Linked DNA regions of Mus musculus: region 2 is linked to region 1. Evidence: chromatin loops called from intact Hi-C (ENCODE). Cell type or tissue: heart. All regions are shown on one strand. Each heading gives the region's core, and the rest is flanking DNA. Links, peaks and the distances in the headings are about the cores only.

Region 1 (6,239 bases), core at 414-5,413:
CTCCTGTCCACTTGGGAGCTACCCATGCCAAACGCGCTATTTATATTGACACTATCAGTTAAGCAGGCTAGCCACTGGAGATGAGAGAGGGGAGTTTCCAGGCTAGTTCATCGTTGGGGGGGGACGGGACAGAAGCAAAGGCCCCCTGGAAAGTAGCTGTTATTATAAAACTCTCTAGACATGACACCGGTTTACCCTCAGGTACCTTATAGACCAATACATGCCATGCCTGGGAATACAGCTCAGGGGTAGAGCATCTGCCCAACAAGAGCCAAGTCCTGAGTTCAATTCCTAGCACCGGGGGAAGAGGGAGAAAAGCTGACAGCTTTAAAAATCAAAATCCATCCAGAGAGGAGGAAATTATATGACCAAGGTCACACAGACAGACAGACAGACAGACAGACAGTCATATGATTCTGATCCTTTCAGGGCTTGCTTTTTGTGAATTCAGAATGCTGGCAGTACTTGGCCATATGCCAACAAAACTGGCCGACTCTTTGAAGAGTGGGTAGGGGGACTGGCTTGTCCAAGGTCACCCAGCTTACAAAGTGGAAGATCCAGGTCCCCGTTGCACAGTTCTGCACTATACAGAATGCTCCATCCTGGCATCCCCACTGTTTCTCACTGTTAGATGCCCAGGAAAGGTTTCCCCCAGCAAGATCCCAAGCCCTGAAGCAACACCACACTGGAAACAGATTCTGGACAGGGCACCAGGCAGTGGCCAGTTCAGGCAGAGTATTCCAAGCTCCAACGCCCAAGGCAAGAAGGTCTCCTCCAGCTGACTGTATTCCCAGAGCAGGGCCCTAGCCATCAAGATAACTCCCTCTTTGCTTCTGTTTTGTTCTTTCCAAAATGAATGAATTAGCCTGGACTCCCCTTCCCTCCACCCCTACTATGGGTAACCTGATCAACTCACATAGTCAGTACAAACATGGCTGGTGGTGCTGGGAAGAAACCTCTTTTCTTTCTTTTCTTTTTTTTTTTTTTTTTCACGTTTCTATGTCCTTCACACTTTGAAACCAACTTCTCACACACAAGAACCCCAAAACAGGAAACAGGGACTATCCATCTCTTGAACAGTCTCTGCACATGTGGGTCAGTGCTGGATTTCAGCCAAAAACCCAAGGAAGAATTCTACTAGACTTTGGACCAGCTGAACCCTTGAATATTGCCTGCCCTTCCCACTGCACCAGGGATATCGGGGTTCATTTGACGGTCATCCTAAAAGCATGGGAAGGTCCAATCCAAGAACCAACAATGTCCACCTGTACACGTGGAAGTGAAAACAGGGTTGACTTTTTTTTTTTTTTAAGGGCACTGGTAAGCACCTCTAAAGTATAAAGTTGATCCAGCAAGCACTCTTGTGCAAAATGAGACATCCGGAAAGATCCTTACAGGACCATAAAACCAGAAACACTTGGGCTCCTCATCTCTGGGAAGTGGGCGGTGGGGGATACGGGGGGGGGGTACGGGGGGAAGGGGGGTTGGGGGGTGGGGGGTGGGGGGTGGGGTGGGGAGGGGTGGGGGGAGGGCATCCCCTACAGGCCAAGAGTATTGGCACACACTGATCATCCCAGCACTTGGGAGGTGGACACAGGAAGATCAGAAGTTCAAGGCTAACCTGAACTATATAATGAGATTGTCTCAAAAATAATTTTAAAAAATTTAAAATGTACAGAAGCTACGGAAAAGAGTGGATTTATAAATTATCACACGCCAATTTTGATCTTGGGAGATTTGTGAGCTATTTTGATTTAAAAAAAAAGAAACTTACAAATTAATGAGTTATAATATAAATGTTATTAGTGATATATATATATATATATATCTCGAAAGCATTGCTTGTAAATCTAGAGGGGGCCAATGAGAGAGGATGGGACAAGACATATGAATGGGTCCACTCTGTTAGTTGAAACAGAAAAGCCCTTTTGCGGAGACAGGGCAGGGAGAGGGTTGCCTATTTTCGAAATTAATTATTTGCAGAAGTTTTCCCACCAGTAACTTCCCACCAACTTCGCCCAGGAGGTGCAAAAGGGTCCCCGCTGGGGCTCCTTCAGAGTACCCCACACACGCCGCCTTGCCTGGGAGGCCAAGCACCGAGTAATTTTAAGCATCAATAAAAATCCACAGCCAAAATCCCCTGGGACTGCTACACTGCTGCCCACAACCGTGCAAAATGGGTAACAGCCTAGGGCTAGTCCCGACCCCAACATCCTGTAAGTGTCCCGCAGAAGCAAAGAGCAGGGGCCATGACCTGTGCCCACCAGGAAGGGCCTTTGCCACCAGGGTCAGGAACTGCAGGGAGTCTCTTTGATGCCCCGGAAAACAGGCTCTGGTCTAGTACGGGACCCAAGAGAGAAACCTGGACTCGGGGGGTGGGGGTGGGGGGGCTCCTCTCTGTGTGCTGTGTCACATAAATGGAACTGAAATTCAAATTTAGGTCTCAGAGAGAAAGCCACCTGTTTCCAGGGCGTGTCGGCCCCTCGCCCTGCCAGCCTCTCTCTCAACAGTTCGAGATCAGGGTACGGACAGGGCCTGCTCCTGACTTTCCAGGTATCAACCTCCTAGGTCCGGATACAACCCACCTTCCCTTCGAATTCTGGCTCCCCGCGAGGCAAATGACCTCTTTGAGATCCCCAAACTGAACTGAATTGCGGGAGGGGCGGGTCCCAGAATCGCGTGTGGAGAAAGAGCTGCTCCGCCCCACCCCGGAGCCACCTGTGTACTACTGGGAAGTACTGTTCAAAATCAAGTCCCCGCAAGCAGGGACGCGGCTCCCGCGTAGGACTCTCGGTGGCGAGGTAGACGCTTCGGCCACCCCAGCACCCGGAGCCGCGTCTCTCATTCAAACCCTAGTTGGCCACTGCTCACCCTGGAGAGGTGGCGCCAGCCCCAGGAGAGGAAGTGGCCGGCGGCTGGGCCGGGCCCGGCTGTCCCTAAGCAAGGGTTCCCCAGGGCACACCCGGCCACCTGCCCGGATCGCGCACCCCAGCCCTGCCCGCGCCCTCTTGGGCTCCGGCGCAGTCCCCACCCAACGCGGTGCCAGCTCTAGGGTCCCCGCACACGCGCAAGTCCCCGGGGAGCTCCATCCATCCTGGCTACTCACCTGGCGGTACCCCCGGAGCGCAGCCACCCGCACAATCCCTGGGCCTGCCAGCCACGGGTTGGGGGGACTCGGGGGTCCCTCGTGCAGCAGCCGCCTGGGGCCCGGGCAGTCCGGCAGCGCAGGTCTTGCTCAGCGGCGCTCCTTACTTCTGCTTTGGAGGCGGCCGCGCCACGTGACTCCTCGGGGCCGCCCCCCTTAACGCGCCGCCCTGTCTCAAGGCGGGTCCCGACCCGCCAGAGCATCCTAAAAGAGTCATGCCTTGCCCGACCAGGGGGAAACTGAGGCAGCCCCAGTACCACCTGCCTGGCCGCGATCGCTTAGCCAAGAGAACAGAAATTTCCCAAGAATATCAGAGTTTATGGGGCGCCTACTGCATACAGATACCATGCATGCATTGATTATCTTCACCCACTCGGGGTTGACAGAGCTGAATTTAGTAGTACATTGTTTCCTATCTTAAATGCCGCAGCCTCAGTTTCCATCTCTGCAAAACAGTGCCAGGCTCAAAAGTTTGTTTCAAAGAGTAACTGGGCACTAGAGAACTGAAATCTTGGCTTTTAAATTGGAAGACTGTGTTCTTTAAAACTCGTTGCTTTTTTTTCTGGGGAAAAAAAAATGTATTTTTCCGCTTAACGGTCCATACCTTTAATCCCATAACTAGGAAGGCAGAATGACAAAATTACATCTCTGAATTAGTTCAAGGCCAGCTAGGGCTATACAGTGAGATCTGTGTCCAAAAAAATTTTTTTAATATTATTTTTAAATTATGTGTATATGTGTGTGTTTATGTGAATCCATTTCTGTGAATACAGGGGATCAGGGAGGCTAGAGCTCATAGGATTCTCTGAAGCTGGAGTCACAGGCTGTTGTGGCTATGTGGGTTGCTGGGAGCTGAACTCCAGTCTCTGTAGGCGCAATATGTGCTCTCAACTGCTAAACCACCTCTCCATTCTGACAGAGAGAGAGAGAGAGAGAGAGAGAGAGAGAGAGAGAGAGAGAGAGAGAGAGATTTAAGATTTGATGATTTGATTTGATTTCAGGCTGGTAATCCCAGCACTTAGGAGGCCCAGGTAGGCAGATCTCTGTGAATTTGAGGCCAGCCTGGTCTACAAGGAGAATTCCAGGGCAGCCAAAGCCACACAGAGAAACCCTGTCCAAAGAAAGAGAGAGAGAGAGAGAGAGAGAGAGAGAGAGAGAGAGAGAGAGAGAGAGAGAGACTTGGTTTCTTCTGGGTGCCTTTAATCCTAGCACTCAAGAGGCAGAGGCAGGTGAATCTCTTGAGTTTGAGGCCAACCTGGTCTACAGAAGGACTTCCAAGACAGCCAGAGCCACACAGAGAAATTCTGTTTTGAAGGATAAATAAATAAATAAACAAGCAAGCAAACAAACAAACAAACAAAAAGACTTGGTTTTATGTAGCCCAGGCTACCTCAATCTTCTAGCAGGGACCAACCTTCTGATCCTCCTGCCTCTAACTCCCCGGGGCTCAGTTTACAGGTTTTGCCACTGTTCCCTTTTACATTGTGTCCCCCCACCTCATCCCACCCCCGCAGATGTCCTGCACTAGGTCAGCACTTTACCAACCTCATGCTGAGAGCCACCTTACAGCTGTCCCAGCACAGTGGCCACTGGCTTTGTTCTTGTCACCAATCACCATCCAACAGGTATGTATCCCTTCAGACACAGGGTCTCCTTAAGGGTCTCCTTGCAGCTCAATATGTAGACCAGGCTGGCCTCAAACTCACAGAGATCTGCCTCCCTGGTGCTGAGGCTAAAGGCATGTGCCACCACTAAATCACTCATGAAAGAGATCATGATGACATCAAACACATGAAACACGGGCCTCTTCTCAGAAATAATGACTAGGGCTGGAGAGATGGCTCAATGGTTAAAAGCACCGACTGTTCTTCCTAAGGTCCTGAGTTCAAATCCCAGCAACCACATGGTGGCTCACAACCATTCATAATGAGATTTGACGCCCTCTTCTGATGCATCTGAAGACAACTACAATGTACTTAGATATAATAATAAATAAATCTTAAAAAAAAGAAATAATGACTATATGACACTTTGGTATTTTTTTAAGGAACTTCAACATATATTATCTTTGTGGGATTGTATTCTTGTTTGTTTGAGATGAGATCTCACTATGTAGCACTGGCCAACCTGAAACTCACTGTGTAGCCCAGGCTGGCCTCAAACTCACAGAGAGAGATCCTCCTGCCTCTGCCTCCTGACTGTTGGAATTATAGTTGTGAGCTATCACATGTGATTTGGGGTTTGTGTTAGTTTGTTGGTTGGTTGGTTTTGTTTGGTGTGTGTGTGTGTGTGTGTGTGTGTGGTTGGTTGGTTGGTTTTGTTTGGTGTGTGTGTGTATCTGTGTGTGTCTGTGTGTGTCTGTGTGTGCGTGTGCATGTGTGTGCATGTGCACCTGGACTTCACTGCAGCATCCTCCTCTTCCCTTAGAGATGGGACAGAAGCCCTAGAGAAGCCCTTAGAGAAGGTTTCCAGCCTTGATTATGGGGCACCCATCTTTCCATCCACTCATGTGAGATGGCTCAGAGGGTAAAGGCACTTGCCACCGAACCTGCCAACTTGTGCTGTGTTCCAGGAAACCCACATGGTGGAAGGAGAGAACTGACCTCAACGTAGCTGTCCTTTGATCTCCACAGCTGCGCTGTGACACTCCCAGGCTGCCTTATGAAATAAATGACAAAATAAATAAATGAAGAAAATTAATGCAAAAAAGGCTCAAAGTCACTAAACACAAGGGAGTGGGGAGAGCAAGGAAGTCACAGAGAAGAGAGTCAACCCCTTCTCTTTGCTGTAGAGCATCAGTCCTCAACCTTCCAAATGCTTCAACCCTTTAATACAGTTCCTTGTGTTGTGGTGACCTCCCCTCCCCCCAAGCCATAAAATTATTTTCCTTGCTACTTCATAACTGGAATTTCACTACTGTCAGGAATCACGGTGTTAATATTTCTGGAGATAGAGGGTTGCCAACGAGGTCGGGACCCATGGATTGAGAACCACCGGAGTAGAGCACACCAAAGCCCTGGAATATCATGCCTTAGCTGAGAAATAGTGTAGCAAGTGGATCGCACAGGGGCTGTTGGCTTAACAGGCTCAAAGT
Region 2 (6,239 bases), core at 708-5,707, 49 kb before region 1:
TGAGCTTCAGTTACTGCTTCAACAGATTACTTCATTACTGTTTCCATGACAATGCAAAGCAGACTACACACAGAAGAACATGGTAACTCAGCATTCTACCAATTCTACCATGAGTGTGTGTATGTGTGTTATATGACTATGTACATGATTGTGTGTGTACATGGAGGGTTCCCTTGGACAAACTAGTGAGCACAAAGGCCAGAGGTCAACACTGGGTCTCTTCCTCTATTGCTTTCCATCTTGCTTTTTAAACATTTGTTTGTCTGTCTGTCTGTCTGTTTGTTTTGTGTGTGTGTGTGTGTGTGTGTGTGTGTGTGTGTGTGTGTGTGTATGTTCACACGAGTGTCTCAGCATACATGTCAAACCTAAGAACAACTTGTGCATGTCAACTCTCCCCCTGTGAGTCCCAGAGATAAAATTCAGGTTGTCAGAACTGGGAGCAAAAACCTTTACCCTCTCAGTCCATCTCTCTAGCCCTCCACTTTACTTTTTAAACTTACTTTTATTTTACCTGTATGCCTGTGTACCACATGCATGCAGTGCCCGTGAAGGCCAGAAGAGGATGCCCTGAAACTGGAGTTCAGGAAGTTGGGAGTGACCATGTGCATGCCAGGAACCCAACCCAGATCCTCTTTAAAAGAAGCCAGTACTCTTAACCACTCAACAATCTCTCCCGAAAGCTCACCAATTCAGCTAGACCGGCAGCCAGTGAGCCCCACGCATCAGTCTGCCTCTGCCCCTCCGGCTCTGTGGTTACAGCTACTTATTCTGTGTTCAGATTCTATGTGAACACTGGGGATCCACACTCCGGTCCACCTGCTTACCCAGCAAGCACTTCTCGAATGAGCCATCTCCCCACCACCTCTACACCATGTCGCACACACCACACTGGATAGGTGCAGCTGTACAACACCTCACATAAACACCCTAGGGAAGAATAGTTTATTTTGGCTCCCAGTTGCAAGTTTTACTCCCTCGTGATGGATATGGGGTGTCAGAGCAGAGTTCAGCCAGGAGAAGGATTTAGGGGAAAGGGACACAGACAGACAGACAGATGGACGGACAGACGGACGGATGGACGGACGGATGGACGGACGGATGGACGGACGGATGGACGGATGGGTGGACAGACAGATGAACAAGAGGCCCAGGCAAGATATAACTCCAAAGGGTATACTCCAGGAACATTCTAGCTAGTTCCTACCTCCTAAAGTTTCTAGAACCTTCCAAAAGAATACCACCAGCTAGGAACCAGGCCTTCAATACATGAGTCTGTGGAGAAGGGCTCTTCCCATTCAAATCATAACACATCCTCAGCCATTACATCACTACAGCATAAAAAAAAAAAAAAGTGGTATTCTTTGAGTAAATGCTCTGTAACTGGGGGGCAGGGTAGGATGGGGAAGGAGACTAAAAGAGTCTGCTCTGAGTGCTACGCAGTGCTTAGGAAACTGGTTGGGATGCCCAGATTAAGTGACAATCCTATAGCCTTTGTGTCATGAATATGACAGAATATATTGCTAGCCCCACAAACGGGCCTTCCTTCGTGTTCTCAGAAATGTTTTAGATTCCAGGGCCAGGGAGATGGCTCAATGGGTAATGTGCTTGCTATGCAAGCATGAGGAGCAGAGCTTAGATGCCCAGCACCTACATAAAAGCTGGGTGTGGCTGTAAGGCTGGCCCTGGGGGATAAAGACAAGTCCTTGGAGTTCATGGGCCAAACGAGACACATACACACACATCACCCATACACACACACATATACACACACATACACATGCACACACACACATATACACACACATCACACATACACATATACACACACATACACATGCACACATACATATACACACACATCACACATACACTACACACATACATATGCACACACACATACACACACATCACATATCACACATACACACACACATACACACACATATACACACATACTTACACACAGCACACATACACATGCACACACACATACACACACCACACATACATACACATACACACACATGCACATACACACACATATACACACATATACACACACATCACACATACACACATCACACATACACATCACACATACATATGCACACACACATACACACACATCACATATCACACATACACACACATACACACACATATACACACACACAGCACACATACACCCACACACACACACACATGCACACACAAATCACACATACATACACACATCACACATACACATGCACACACACATACACACACCACACATACATACATATACACACACATACACACACACACAAATATATTCAGTTCAGCCAAAGAGAAAGAGCCATATTTGTACATGTATCTGAAACAGCACAAGAAGACAACAGACTCTCCACCCACCCACCCACCCACCCCAGTTTCCTGACAACAAATACCACTAATGGGAAGGATATGGGGCAGAATGGTCAGGGGTCATTGTCTGTGCTGGTGGGGATTTCTGCTTCAGGCACACAGTAAAACAATCACCTGTCTTTGCAGAGCAAGCTAAGAGTAGCTGAGCTCAGACCTTGTCTTATGTGGTGGGGCTCGTGGCTGGGCTTCCTGCTTGTAGAAGCAAGATAACAGCCACAAACAAGGCCTGGCCTTTGCATGTCCCACCCCTTCCTGGCATCATCTTGGGTCTTCCCCAGATCTAGATACCCTCTGCACCCTGGTTCCTGGAGTTAGCCACCCTTCCACTTCCTGTCCTCCCCACCCTTGTGGTGCATCCCCATCAACACTCCGTCTCGGTCCCTTGCCTTATATCGTCTACCCTTGGTTGCCCTGCCTGGGATGGGACATGAGTCTTCATATTCAGCTTTTTACCAGGCTTGGTGGCTCACATCTGTTAATCCCAGGAGGCTGAAACAAGAGGATCAGGAGTTCAAAGCCAGCCTGGGCTGCCTGAGACCCTTCCTCAAAAAAACAGAACAAAAGAAAGAAAAACCTTCCAGAAAAATCTTCCTGTCTCCTTGCTTCTCCCTCTCCTGATCTTCAACCTCCAGCAGTGTCCCCTGGTGATGTCCTCCTATCCTTCACACCTAGAGCATGGCTCTCTCTCCCTGTACCTGACCTTAGGTGGCACTGTTTGCCAGCAAACTGCATCTTCATATAGCCTCAAGACATAGTCAAGGGGAAAGACAGACGGAAGGCTAGACAGCTGCACACACGTGCACACACGTGCTCCCACCTCCTTGCCAAGTCATCATTCATACACCCATGTAGTCTCAGCACCAAAAGGAGCCAGCACCGGGGATTTCAAGATGACGTGACAAACAAGGCTCTGTCCCAGGAGTTCTAGGAGCCTAGAAATATAGAGCATGCCCAGTGTCACCAACACATATAAATCTACACATATGTACAGATATGTACACATATGTACAGGAAAATGAGAGGCCAGTAGGATCCGGTACCTACAGGGGAGAAGCCTGTTCTGAGTGGACATGTGTTTGTCTGGCCCAGGTCTTGAAGATGGGCTCAGGTAGGGAAGAGAGAGCAAAGCCCATGAGCACATCCTGGAGTCCAAAGACCCAGGTTCAAACCCCAGCTCTGCTTTCTACCGTTATGGCCTAGTCGTCACCCCACCGCAGTTCTCATGGATAGAGACCCTATTCCACTGCTCTGTGAACCGAAGGAAACAAACTGCAGCCCCAAGAAGTCTCTGTCAAAGTTACGTCAGCTACCGGGGATGATATTCCGGCCACCTCTTAACAGTCCCTTCTGCTGCTTGTAGTTTATATGACAAGAACAAGGGCCAAGAGCTCAGCCAGAGACCGTGGTGAAAGAAACTAAAGATGCCAGGCTGTTTGACATGCAACTGCATGTGACCAGAGACCAACCTAGCCCACAGCAGCCTGAGTAGCCTAGAGACTTGGAAGCATCCAGAAGACCTAGGCTTGAAGCCCCACTCTTTCCTGGCTGGGGGACCCAGGGTGGGTCACTCTCTTCTGGTTTAGCTGCCATTGTTCCATGGATATAAAATGCAGAGCCAGGTCTGGCCTTCTGAACAAAGCCTAAGATATTAAAATTTGCTTGGGAGCTGGGCATATAGATCAGTGGGTAAAATGTTTGTCATGCAGGCATGAGGGCCCAAGTTCAATCCCACAGAGTGCACATTTAAAAAAAAAATCTTAGTATGGTGATGCATGTAATCCCAGCACTGAGGAGGTGGAGACAGAAGAATCCATGAGGCTCAATGGGCACTCAAGGTTGTTCTCTGACCGCCACGGGCAAGAGTACATATGTGTGAATGCATGAGTGTACACACTCATGCACACACACACACCTTAGCACTAAGGATGGGGGGGAAAGACTGCTCTTACTGTCTTGGTGAGAAAGTGACCCCGCAGTTCTAGAGACTGTACTAAGAGCCAACAGAAGAGAGCGTTCATGCCTCCTGCTTCCACGGAAAGAGAGTATGCTGGCAACCATGAGCACACAGTGGTAGCTGTTTGCTGAAATGTTTTGTGTTCCTGCAGAGATGTTAGTCCCTGGGTGGGTTTGAGGTCGCCAAAGCCCCAACCATCCCACCTTCTGCCCCAGACACTCCCTGTCAAGGGAGAGGCAGGGATACTTTCTGATAATGAACCTGGAACGGTCAGGTCAGCTTCAGCTCAGCCTCCTAGTCCTTTTCTGGTTCTATTAACCCCGAAGCAGCCACCTGCCCTGCTTGGCTCCCTGCCACTGAGGGAGGAACTGGCTACAGGCCACCTGTGAGCACCCAAGAGTGCTGGAGACAGGGTGAGCAAGCCACCAAAGTACAAGGCCATAGTTCCAAACCCTCTCTCCAGGCAGCTCACCAAGCCCACGCGCCCAGGATCTGGACACACTGTGGTAGGTATCTTCTGAGCTGAGGATGTAGTTTGGCTGTCAGGATGCCTGCCTAGCATGCACCAGGCCCTGTGCTCAGTACCAGCTCACCATAAACTGGGCATAATGATGTCCATCTGGAATCTCGGCATTGGGAGGTCTAGGCGGGAAAATCAGAAGTTCCAGGTCATCCTTGGCTACATCCATGGTAAGTTTGAGGCCAGCCTGGGCTACGTGATACTCTGTCCCTCCTTGCCCTCCCCCCATTTTTTTTTCAGCTCAATTGTTTGCAAGTTTAGGGAGGAAGATGAGCTTTAGTCTCTGGCCACAAAAAAAAACCCCAGCATGTAATCCTTTCAAGTTCAATGCTACAGTGGCCCTTATATTTGGCCCTTTCTCCTCCTGCTGGAAACTAAGTTAGAATAATCCCCTTTTGCTGTGTCTCCCTGTAATGTATCTTAATACACACACACACACACAAATACATATCTTATACCTCTAAGTTGTGAAATCAGTCATCCTTCCTATGTAAGATTCTAGAGAGGGTGGCCATTTAAAATGAGCACTAGGTGTCACACTGAACGTATAGTGTATGTCTAGAAATCACACAGTCAGGGACTGGGAGGTGGCACCATTGGCGAAGTGGTTGCTGTGCAATCAGGTGGACCTGAGTACAATCCCTAGACTCCACGTAACAATGTCTGCTACAGTGGCATATGCTTGTACGCAGCACAGGGGAGGCAGAGACAGGCAGATCCCCGGGGCTCACTGGCCAGACAGCCTCATTTGGTCAGTCCTGGACCAGTGGGAGCCCTTGTCTCAAGAAGAAAACAAGGGACCTGGGACCTAAGGAATAATGGGATAATAACCTGAGCTTTTCTCCTCTCTCTCTCTCTCTCTCAATCCCTCTCTCTCTTCCTCCCCCGACCCGATCCCCTTTCTCTGGCACTCACACCCACTGATACAAATAAGTGTTAGTACAATGCAGAAAGGATTTGCTACCTTATATAAAGAGCACTTAATATTTAATGTGCTTTGCTACCGTTTATCATAACCATCACATTAAGCCCTCAGTACACAAAATCTATTTCTCGATTCCAGCCCCTGAAGGACCGGCCAGTTTCTTTGTCTTGGTCTGGGCATTGTTTTCTTTGTTGTGTTTGGCTTCAGCACCTCGGCTTGAACACTCTTTCTCCAACTGCAATAGAGCTTTGTGATAAGCAATGGCTGCACGCTGTTGATACTATGTAGCTAATATTTTCCTCAAGTTGCCTTTTTTTTTTTTTAACTGTAGCAAATCAATTCTGAGGATGTTTTCGCAACTCTGACAGAGAGAAAACAAGAGCCATTCAGCAAGCAGCAGAAGAACGATCAAATAGTCATGGCTTCGGTGGAAA

Evidence for each region. Hi-C counts contacts between places; a loop is a spot of excess contacts. Peaks named below come from ENCODE experiments on the same cell type or tissue, not always from the same donor. Only the 100,000 strongest peaks of a DNase experiment are listed, where the experiment ranks them.
Region 2: a loop joins it to region 1, with 2.4 times the contacts of the local background. A loop is called at or near these places in 8 of 42 quality-filtered maps.

The regions. Positions count from the first base shown.
Region 1 is chr8:117,495,297-117,501,535 of GRCm38, reverse strand. Plcg2 (phospholipase C, gamma 2) reads right to left here and starts at 3,261. Exons shown (of 33, transcript NM_172285.2): 1 at 3,107-3,261. In heart, for the core only: no CTCF peak of the experiment used is centred there; DNase peaks (open chromatin) are centred at 2,945 and 3,105; H3K4me3 peaks cover 1,668 bases; H3K27ac peaks cover 818 bases; H3K27me3 peaks cover 2,193 bases.
Region 2 is chr8:117,545,064-117,551,302 of GRCm38, reverse strand. All of the region lies in intron 2 of Plcg2 (phospholipase C, gamma 2), which reads right to left. Among named protein-coding and RNA genes, the nearest start is that of Plcg2, 50 kb to the right of the region's middle. In heart, for the core only: a CTCF peak has its summit at 3,097; a DNase peak (open chromatin) is centred at 2,682; H3K27ac peaks cover 437 bases.